Regions from separate parts of the Homo sapiens genome. Here region 2 is linked to region 1. A link is a loop called in an ENCODE intact Hi-C map of the cell type or tissue named here. Cell type or tissue: HCT116. All regions are shown on one strand. Links, peaks and the distances in the headings refer to the core of each region. The heading gives the core; the rest is flanking DNA. Region 1 has its middle 9.1 kb from the start of LBHD2. Region 2 overlaps LOC105370686 (a long non-coding RNA gene).

Region 1 (4,381 bases), core at 62-4,061:
AAATCACCCAGTTTCAGAGGGGTTTTTTATGGCCAGGAGCAGTGTCTCACGACTGTAATTTGGAAGGCCAAGGCGGGCAGATCGCTTGAGCCCAGGAGCTCGAGACCAGCCTGGGCAACATAGTGAGATCCCCCCCATCTCTAAAAAATTATTATTTTTTTTAAAAAGTAGGCTGGGCACGGTGGCTCACACCTGTAATCCCAGCACTTTGGGATGCGGAGGCGGGTGGATCACGAGGTGAGGAGTTGAAGACCAGCCTGGCCAAGATGGTGAAACCCCGTCTCTACTAAAAATACAAAAATTGGCCGGGCGCGGTGGCTCACGCCTGTAATCCCAGCACTTTGGGAGGCCGAGACGGGCGGATCACGAGGTCAGGAGATTGAGACCATCCTGGCTAACACAGTGAAACCCCGTCTCTACTAAAAATACAAAAATTAGCCGGGCGTGGTGGTGGGCGCCTATAGTCCCAGCTACTCAGGAGGCTGAGGCAGGAGAATGGCGTGAACCGAGGAGGCAGAGCTTGATGTGAGCCAAGATCACGCCACTGCACTCCAGCCCAGGCGACAGATAGAGACTCCATCTAAAAAAAAAAAAAATTAGCCAAGCACGGTGGCTCTCGCCTGTAATCCCAGCATTTTGGGAGGACCATGCGGGCGGATCATCTGGAGGTCACGAGAGAGAGACCAGCCTGAGCAACACGGTGAAACCCCTCTCTACTGAAAATACAAAAATTCGCCGGGCACGGTGGTACACGCCTGTAGTCCCAGCTACTCGGGAGGCTGAGGCAGAAGAATTGCTTGGACCTGGGAGGTGGAGGTTGCAGTGAGCCGAGATCGAGCCACTGCACTCCAGCCTGGGCGATAGAGGCAGACTCCGTCTCAAAAAAGAAAAAAAAAAAGGAGCCAGGAGTGGCGGCGCCTGTAGTCCCAGCTACTTGGGAGGCTGAGGTGGGAGGATCACTTGAGCCCGGAGAGGTTGAGGTTGCATTGAGCCGTGATCGCATCACTGCACTCCAGCTTGGGTTACAGAGCAAGACCCTGTCGAAAAAAAAAATACGGTTTCAGTTTTTTATTTTTTGGTGGGTTTTTTTGTTTGTTTGTTTTGGGACGAAGTCTCGCTCAGTCGCCCAGGTTGGAGTGCAGAGTGGCGTGATCTCAGCTCACTGCAACCTCCGCCTCCCAGGTTCAAGCGATTCTCCTGCCTCAGCCTCCTGAGTAGCTGGGATTACAGGCACCCACCACCACGCCAGGCTAATTTTGTATTTTTAGCAGAGACGGGGTTTCACCATCTTGCTCAGGCTGGTCTCGATCTGCTGACCTCAGGTGATCCGCCCGCCTCGGCCTCCCAAAGTGCTGGGATTCCCGGCGTGAGTCCCGCGCCCGCCCGGGGTGTTTGGATGTCGTCCTAAGAGGCTCCACCCACAGGGGCAGCCCCGGGGCGCGGCTGCGGGGCGCGGCCTCGGCTCCGGCTGAGGGTCTGCCCTCCTAGTGGGAGTTGCGGAGAGGAGGCGCCGCGGAGCGGAGCGGGACCAGGCCCGGGGAAACGCGGCCGGAGGCGGGGCGTCGGCAGGAGGGGCGGTGCTAACGGCCCCGGGTTCCCGGTGCTCCAGCGCCCCCTCCCGGCTCGAGAGAGGAACGCCCGACCACGTCCCTCGGCGGCCGCGGGCGGAGGAGCCGGGCGACACTCCTGTCCCCCTCGCCGCCGCCTCCAGCCTCCCCCGGCACAGCCGGAGAGAATGAGGCTCCAGGCAAAGCCAAGCAGGATCCAGGGCCGGGGCCCGCGCGGAGCCGACACCCTGCTCATAGGAAAGCGAGGCTTGCTTCCCATTGCACGGAAGGGGAAGTCGAGGCCCGGGCGCTTGCTGGTCCGGCGCAGGGAGCTCGGCTCCGGCGCGGAGCGGGGAGGGGGATCGGGCTCAGCGGGGGCCCGATCTAGGCGACTAGGAGCGCCCATCCCGGGACTGCAGCCAGGCGGTCTGGGAGGGGGTGCTGTCCTTAATTTCTGGCTTGAAGGACAGGTGACCCGGGACAGGTGGAGACGGAAGTGAGAGGGGCAGCCAGGTGATGGGGACGGCGCATGCAAGAACCCAAAGGCCGGGAGCATGGGGCTACTGCCGACACCAGAGGCTAGTCCCACCCGGTGTTGACCTGGCAACCAGCCGGGGAGGAAGGGAGCTGTCTGAGGCCACACCCGACGCCCACCGGTGTCACCCGGAGCTGAGGTCATCCGGCCCGCCCTGGGCTGGCAGAGTTCAGCCTGCCCCACCCTCAGCCCGCCCACCGCAGGGGACCTTGCTTGTCGCCTGCCCTACTTGGCCCCACTTTAACCCTGGTGCTGTGCACACAGACAGGCCTGGCAGGGCTCAGGTCTCAGGCGGAGGGTCAGGGTTGTAACTTCCAGAGCCTCTGAGGACTCCTCACTGCTGAGGGCAGCAGCTGGCAGCCTCCAGCTGGGAAGCTCTGGGGATGGCCAGGTCCTGCCGTGTGGCCAGCACAGTCTCACCTCACTAAGGGGCAGCTCCTGTTCACAGAGGTGGGCAAGGTCCTGCTGCCAGGCACGTGCTAAATGAGCACTAATTGTCGTGGGCCACCTTTGTGTAACAAACATTAACTCTAAAGTGTGTGCCCCTTCTTAAAAAGTCCTCCTTAGTACGGTGGTGGGTAAGACGGAAATGGTATGTGTGTGTATAGTGCACAAGTGTGCTGGAGAGCTACGCCATAATCCTAGCTCAGCTCACACCGCATGTCCTGTGAGCAGGCACTCTCCAGGCAATTGGCCTGAAACCAGATGGCTTCACTGAATCATGGAAGCCCTATAAAGATGGCGTAGTATCCCATTTACAGGGAGGAAACCAGGGACCGAGAGGCTGAAGAGCCTGCCTGGGGTCACAGAGCTTGTGAGGGGAGAGCTCCGTCCTGGAGTGCACCATGACACTGTGCACTGGGCTGCGGGGCCCCGGAGGCAGGAAGGTGCCGGGGTGGGGAGACACCCCGTCACTGCAGCTACATTGACACTGGCCACACCCCAGCTGGGGCCTGGAGACCTCCAGTCCCAGGACAGCACTGGGGCGGTACAGGAACACATACTGAGACTGGGAGGGAAAGAGGCTTGCCCTGGAACCACAGCTGGAGAAGCCCAGAGCCAAGGGAGGAACCCCCAAGGCCAGCGGCCCACAGGGGAGCCCTGTTGCCCTCCCTCTCCTCCTGCACCAGGGGCGCTGAGCCCTGCGGACAGGCATGATGGGTGCTGGGCCCGCAAATCATGCAGAACCCGCCCACACCCCAGCAGCCACAGGTTGAACTGATTCTTGCTGAGCTCTAAAAGCCTCCAAGGGAATCCCCTGAGCCCTAGGGGCAAAGATGTGACTGTGGCCGCCAGGGAGATAGGGGTCCAGCCCTTCATGGCCCTGGCCCCACCTGCGGGGGTTTGGGGTAGGATTCAAGGCCCGGCTAGCCTCAGTCCCGCATCATGGCTGCAGGGTGGGGCCTGACATCCTGGGCCCTGCCCTGCCTCTGTGCCCCAGAGCAGTCAGGGAGAACGGATGCCTGAGGCTAGGCTGCTTGTGCGCACTCTGTCCTGGCCTGGGCACCCATTTCCCCGGCATCCCGTCTCCCCCAGCCCCGGCCTCCCAGCAGTCAGGTCACTCAGTCATGCAGGCCAACATTTCCTCCCAGCGAGCGGTCACCAGACTCAGTGCCAACACTGCGCCCGAGGGGTGTGCAGCCTGGGTTGGCTGGGTGGGGTGTAAAGGTGGAGAAAGGTCCAAAGCGCTGGTGGGAGGGGTGGCCTCTGAGACAGTCTCTGTGCAAAGGCCTGGCATCCCGGCCTCAGGCTACCCGACCCAGTGAGCTGGGTGTCCAAGGCCATGTAGGGAGATTATCCTCTGAATGCTGGGGAGGGATAGGAGCCAGACCCACGATGGTGGTGACTGATGGAGACCTGGGGTGTGGAGTACCCCTACCCCCGCTCAGTGCAGAATCTCACGCTGGCCTCTCAGCCTTGCATGGTGGGGCCGAGGTGTTACCCATTAACAGATGAGTAATAATCTGCTGATGAGTGTATGATCTGCCCCTGGCTCAGACAAGGGAGGTGGTGGACTGGCCATGGCAGCTGTCCAGACTTGATATCACCCTGAACGTCCCCAAACCTCCCTCCCTCCACTCTTGCTTCGCCCTGACCAGAGATGGAGGGTGGTGCTGGGAATAGGAGGTAGGTGAGTGCCTGTCCTGGCCAACAGCAGAGGCCCTCGAGGGAAACTGCACCGCAGGTGTCACTCTAGAGCCCACAGCGGGGGCTGTCAACCTGGAGTGTGCAGCAGAATCGCCTACAGCCCTCTGGCCCAGCCCCAGTGACTCTGGGTGAGTGGGTCTGGGGTGCATTT
Region 2 (4,381 bases), core at 144-4,143, 220 kb before region 1:
TGATACGTTGTTTTGGTTGAAGTTTGTGGGGAATATTCAGCCGCTCACAGACATGCTGTTGGAAAAGGATGAGTAATTCAATACAGTCTTTAGATAGTTGTGACTATCCTTCTTTGATACCACACCAAAACTGGAGATGTTTAAAGATTAGTTATCATGATTATTTAAAGATTCTTTAAAAGATGAGTTATAATCAAAGATTGGTTAAAATGTGGATTAAAGGTTAGTTATAATGTGGATTCGAGATTATAATCTTTAAACTGAAAGGGTCTTGTACATTTTCATTTACTTTATGTATATGATGTGAAGTAGAGCTCCAACTTCGTTCTTCTGCAGGTGGCTCTCCGCTCTCCCAGCTGAAGAAAAGACTGTTCTTTCCCCACTTCACCCTCACATTTGGGGGTCAATTGATTTTGATGAGAGTGCCTTGGCTCTCATCAAAATCAACTGACCCCTAAATGTGAGTTTCTTTCTGGAATCTCAGTTCTATTGTATGGGTCTATATGTCTGTCTTTATACAAGCACACACAGGTTTGACTACTGTAGCTTTGTAGTAAATTTTGAAATCAGAAAGTGTGAATCCTCCAATCTTTGCTCTTTTTCAAGATTTTTTTTTGGCTGTCTGGGTTCCTTGAGTTTCTACATGAATTTTAAGATCAGCTTAATTCCTACAAAGAAGCCAGCTGAGACTCTGATGGGGATTGTCTTGAATCAATGTTCTTTTTGCTATAACTTATAGAGTAAATTAAACAACTGAAGGAAGGTCCCTGTGAGCTGCAGTCCCGGGAGAAGAGGAAACCCTTCAACATGGATTCTGGAAAGAACAGCCTTGGCTTTCTTCTGAACAAAAAGTTCTGGCCCAGCTGGACCCGGGGTGGGCACCGGGAGTGCAGGCTGCTAGTCCTCTCCTGCCAGCTTTGCGAGGCGTGGGGAGCACCTGCAGCATGGCTCACCTGAACCCAGTCCCCAGGCCCATGGCCTCCGAGAGATGAACACTGGCTGCCCAGAAGCAGGTGTGGGTAGGAGGGCAGAGGGACTGCCCGCAGGCGTCCCTGGGCTCCCTGGCTCCTTTCTGCTGATGTGCCGCCTCAGTCGGACAGAGGTTTCAACACACTTGTACCCTTCTCAACACAGGCCAGGCGTCTCCGGGGCCTGGAAGAAAACCAAGGTCAGGGGATCTCCTAGTTCAACAAGGGAGAACAACATGTAAGGAAGATAAAAATTAAAGCCGTGTCGGATGTGAGACACCCAGGGTCTCATATGACAAGACGCGAGTGGACTGCAGGCTGGGGCGGAGCTGTGGAGAGGGAAGACCCGGGGTGGGGCCGGGGAGAGGGGAGGCCGGGGCGGGGTGGGGGTGAGCAGTGGGATCCAGGAAGGTTCTCAGAGGAGAAGATGCCCACCCACACTGGGATTACAAGGAAGATAGGAATTTGTCAGAGGGCAAGGGGACAGCGGGAGGGAGTGACCAAGGGGGTCAGCAGGGGCAAAGGCCAGGAGGTGGTCACAGTATAGGTGTGTGTGGGGATGGAAGGTGTCAGCACAGCTGAGGCTGGGGAAGGGACAGGCAGGGCATCCCCGTCCTCGAGAGCCAGGCCAGAGCACTCGGGGACTGTCCTATGGCCAGCAGGAACCTGAAGGGCTTAGGAACATCCCCTGGCAGCCAGACACAGGATGGAGGGGAGGGCGCGGGACGGTGAAACCCTCTTCTTCTGGAACTCAGCCCCTCTGTCTGGGAGACACAGGAAGGAACTGCCAGGGCTGTGGACTTGCACAGTCTTGCCTGAACTATCTCATCCCTGGCAGTTTTGTTTGTTTGTTTTTTGTTTGTGTTTTAAAGATAGGGTCTTACTCTGCCACCTAGGCTGGAGTGTGGTGGCACAATCATGGTTCACCGCAGCCTTGGCCTCCCTGGCCCAGGTGATCCTCTCACCTCAGCCTCCGGAGGACCTGGGTCCACAAGCACACACCAGCACACCCAGCTAATTTTTATTTTATTTTATTTTATTTGTAGCGATGGGGGTCTCACTATCTTGCCCAGGCTGGTCTTAAACTCCTGGGCTCAAGTGATCCTCCTCCCTCAGCCTCCCAAAGTGCACCTGATATTACAGGCATGAGCAGCTGCGCCTAGACCCTGGCAGCCTTTTGAAATGGAATGTATCTGTCACCATCTTTGCAGATTAGGAAGCCAAGGCTAAGAGAAAAGAGTGACTTCTTCAGGGTCACCCTGTCATCCATGTCGGTGGGGAAAACCCTGGACAGCCCCACGCTACCCTGATTTCTTTCCCTCATCTCTGTCCTCAGACTGGTCAGCAGGGCATGCAATGCCCACCAGAGGGCACCAAAGGCCAGATTTGCCGTGCACTCCCACACCGTTTTGAGTCTCAGATGCGGCCTCCATTGATTAGAGTCTCAGATGCGGCCTCCACTGATTGAGTCTCAGATGCAGCCCCATTGATTGAGTCTCAGATGCAGCCCCTATTGGTTGAGATCCCCAGGTGCAGCCTCCACTGATTGAGAGCTTCACATGCAGTCCCCATTGATTGAGAGTCTCAGAGGCAGCTCCCATTGATTAAGTTTCAGATGCAGCCCCTGTTGATTGACTCTCAGATGCAGCCCCCATAGACTGAGAGCCCCAGAGGCAGCCCCACTGATAGAGAGTCTCAGATGCAGCCCCCATTGATCGAGAGTCTCAGATGCAGCCCCTATTGATTGAGTCTCAGATGCAGCCCCTGTTGATTGAAAGTCTCAGGTGCAGCCCCCATTGACTGAGAGTCTCAGAGGCAGTCCCCACTGATTCCCAGACACAACCCTCAATGACTCTCAGATGCAGCCCCTATTGATTGAAGTCTCAACTGCAGCCTCCATTGATTGGCAGTCTCAGATGCAGCCCCATAGACTGAGAGCCCCAGAGGAAGCCCCATTGAGAGCTCCAGAGCAGCCCCCATTGATAGTCTCAGATGCAGCCCCCATTGATAGAGAGTCTCAGATGCAGCCCCCATTGACTGAGAGGTTCACACGGAGCCCCCACTGAGTGACAGCTTCAGATGCAGCCTCCATTGATTGAGAGATTCAGATGTGGCCCCCATTGATTGAAAACTTCAGAATCAGCCTCCATTGATTGAGAGCCCCAGATGCAGCCTCCATTGAGAGCTTCACATGCAGCCCCCATTGCTTGAGTGTCTCAGATGCACCCCCCACTGGTTGAGAGTCTCAGATGCATCCCCCATTGATTGAGAGCTTCACGTGTAGCCCCCATTGCTTGAAAGTCTCAGATGCAGCCCCTGTTGATTGAAAGTCTAAGATGCAGCCCCCAATGACTGAAAGTCTCAGAGGCAGTCCGCACTGATTCTCAGACACAACCCTGAATTACTCTCAGATGCAGCCCCTATTGATTGAAATCTCAAATGCAGCCCGCATTGATTGAGAGTCTCAGATGCAGCCCCCATTGACTGAGAGGTTCACATGGAGCCCCCACTGAGTGACAGCTTCAGATGCAGCCTCCATTGATTGAGAGATTCAGATGCGGCCCCCATTGATTGAGAGCTTCAGAATCAGCCTCCATTGATTGAGAGCCCCAGATGCAGCCTCCATTGAGAGCTTCACATGCAGCCCCCATTGCTTGAGTGTCTCAGATGCACCCCCATTGATTGAGAGCTTCACGTGCAGCCCCCATTGCTTGAGAGTCTCAGATGTACCCCCCGTTGCTTGAGAGTCCCGGATGCACCCCTCATTGATTGAGAGCTTCACACGCAGCCTCCATTGATTGAGAGTCTCAGAGGCAGCTCCCATTGATTAAGTCTCAGACACAACCCCTATTGATTGACTCTCAGATGCAGTCCTCATTGACTGAGTCTCAGATGCAGCCCCTATTGACTGAGAGTCTTAGATGCAGTCCTCATTGATTGAGAGTCTCAGATGCAGGCCCTATTGACTGAGTCTCAGATGCAGCTCCTATTGACTGAGAGCCTCAGAGGCAGCCCCATTGATTGAGAGCCCCAGAGCAGCCCCCACTGATTGAGAGCTTCAGATACAGCCCCCAGTGATTGACAGCTTCACATGCAGCCCCCAGTGATTGACAGTTTCAGATCCAGCCTCCATTGCTTGAGAGCTTCAGATGCAGCCCCCCATGATTGAGCTTCATTCACATGCAGCCCCCACTCTGGATTCTCCGCTGAAGGGTCACCCTGGTAGAGCCTTAAGAGAATTGAAGCTCAGGTCCAGGTGGCTCTGCGGCCCTCCTTCTGAGTCTGAGGTGACAGGGTAGGTGAGGTTGGCCACAGAAGGGAGTGCATTAGGCCCAGAGGCTGTGACTAAGGAGGCTTTGGTGCTCCTTCTCTCCCTAGACTTTTGCGAAACTCTTCGAAGTCCTGGAGAGGCT

Evidence for each region. A loop is a pair of places that touch in the nucleus more often than their neighbours do. Peaks named below come from ENCODE experiments on the same cell type or tissue, not always from the same donor. Only the 100,000 strongest peaks of a DNase experiment are listed, where the experiment ranks them.
Region 2: a loop joins it to region 1, with 7 times the contacts of the local background. A loop is called at or near these places in 78 of 110 quality-filtered maps.

Annotation. Positions count from the first base shown.
Region 1 is chr14:103,072,959-103,077,339 of GRCh38, reverse strand. No RefSeq gene overlaps it. Among named protein-coding and RNA genes, the nearest start is that of LBHD2, 9.1 kb to the left of the region's middle. RefSeq lists a silencer at 1,292-1,741 and an enhancer at 1,935-2,526. In HCT116, for the core only: a CTCF peak has its summit at 1,625 (motif pointing left); a DNase peak (open chromatin) is centred at 1,479; H3K4me3 peaks cover 1,749 bases; H3K27ac peaks cover 2,025 bases.
Region 2 is chr14:103,290,936-103,295,316 of GRCh38, reverse strand. LOC105370686 (a long non-coding RNA gene) reads left to right here. Exons shown (of 3, transcript XR_944246.2): 3 at 740-1,243. Among named protein-coding and RNA genes, the nearest start is that of EIF5, 41 kb to the left of the region's middle. In HCT116, for the core only: a CTCF peak has its summit at 2,325 (motif pointing right); a DNase peak (open chromatin) is centred at 2,356.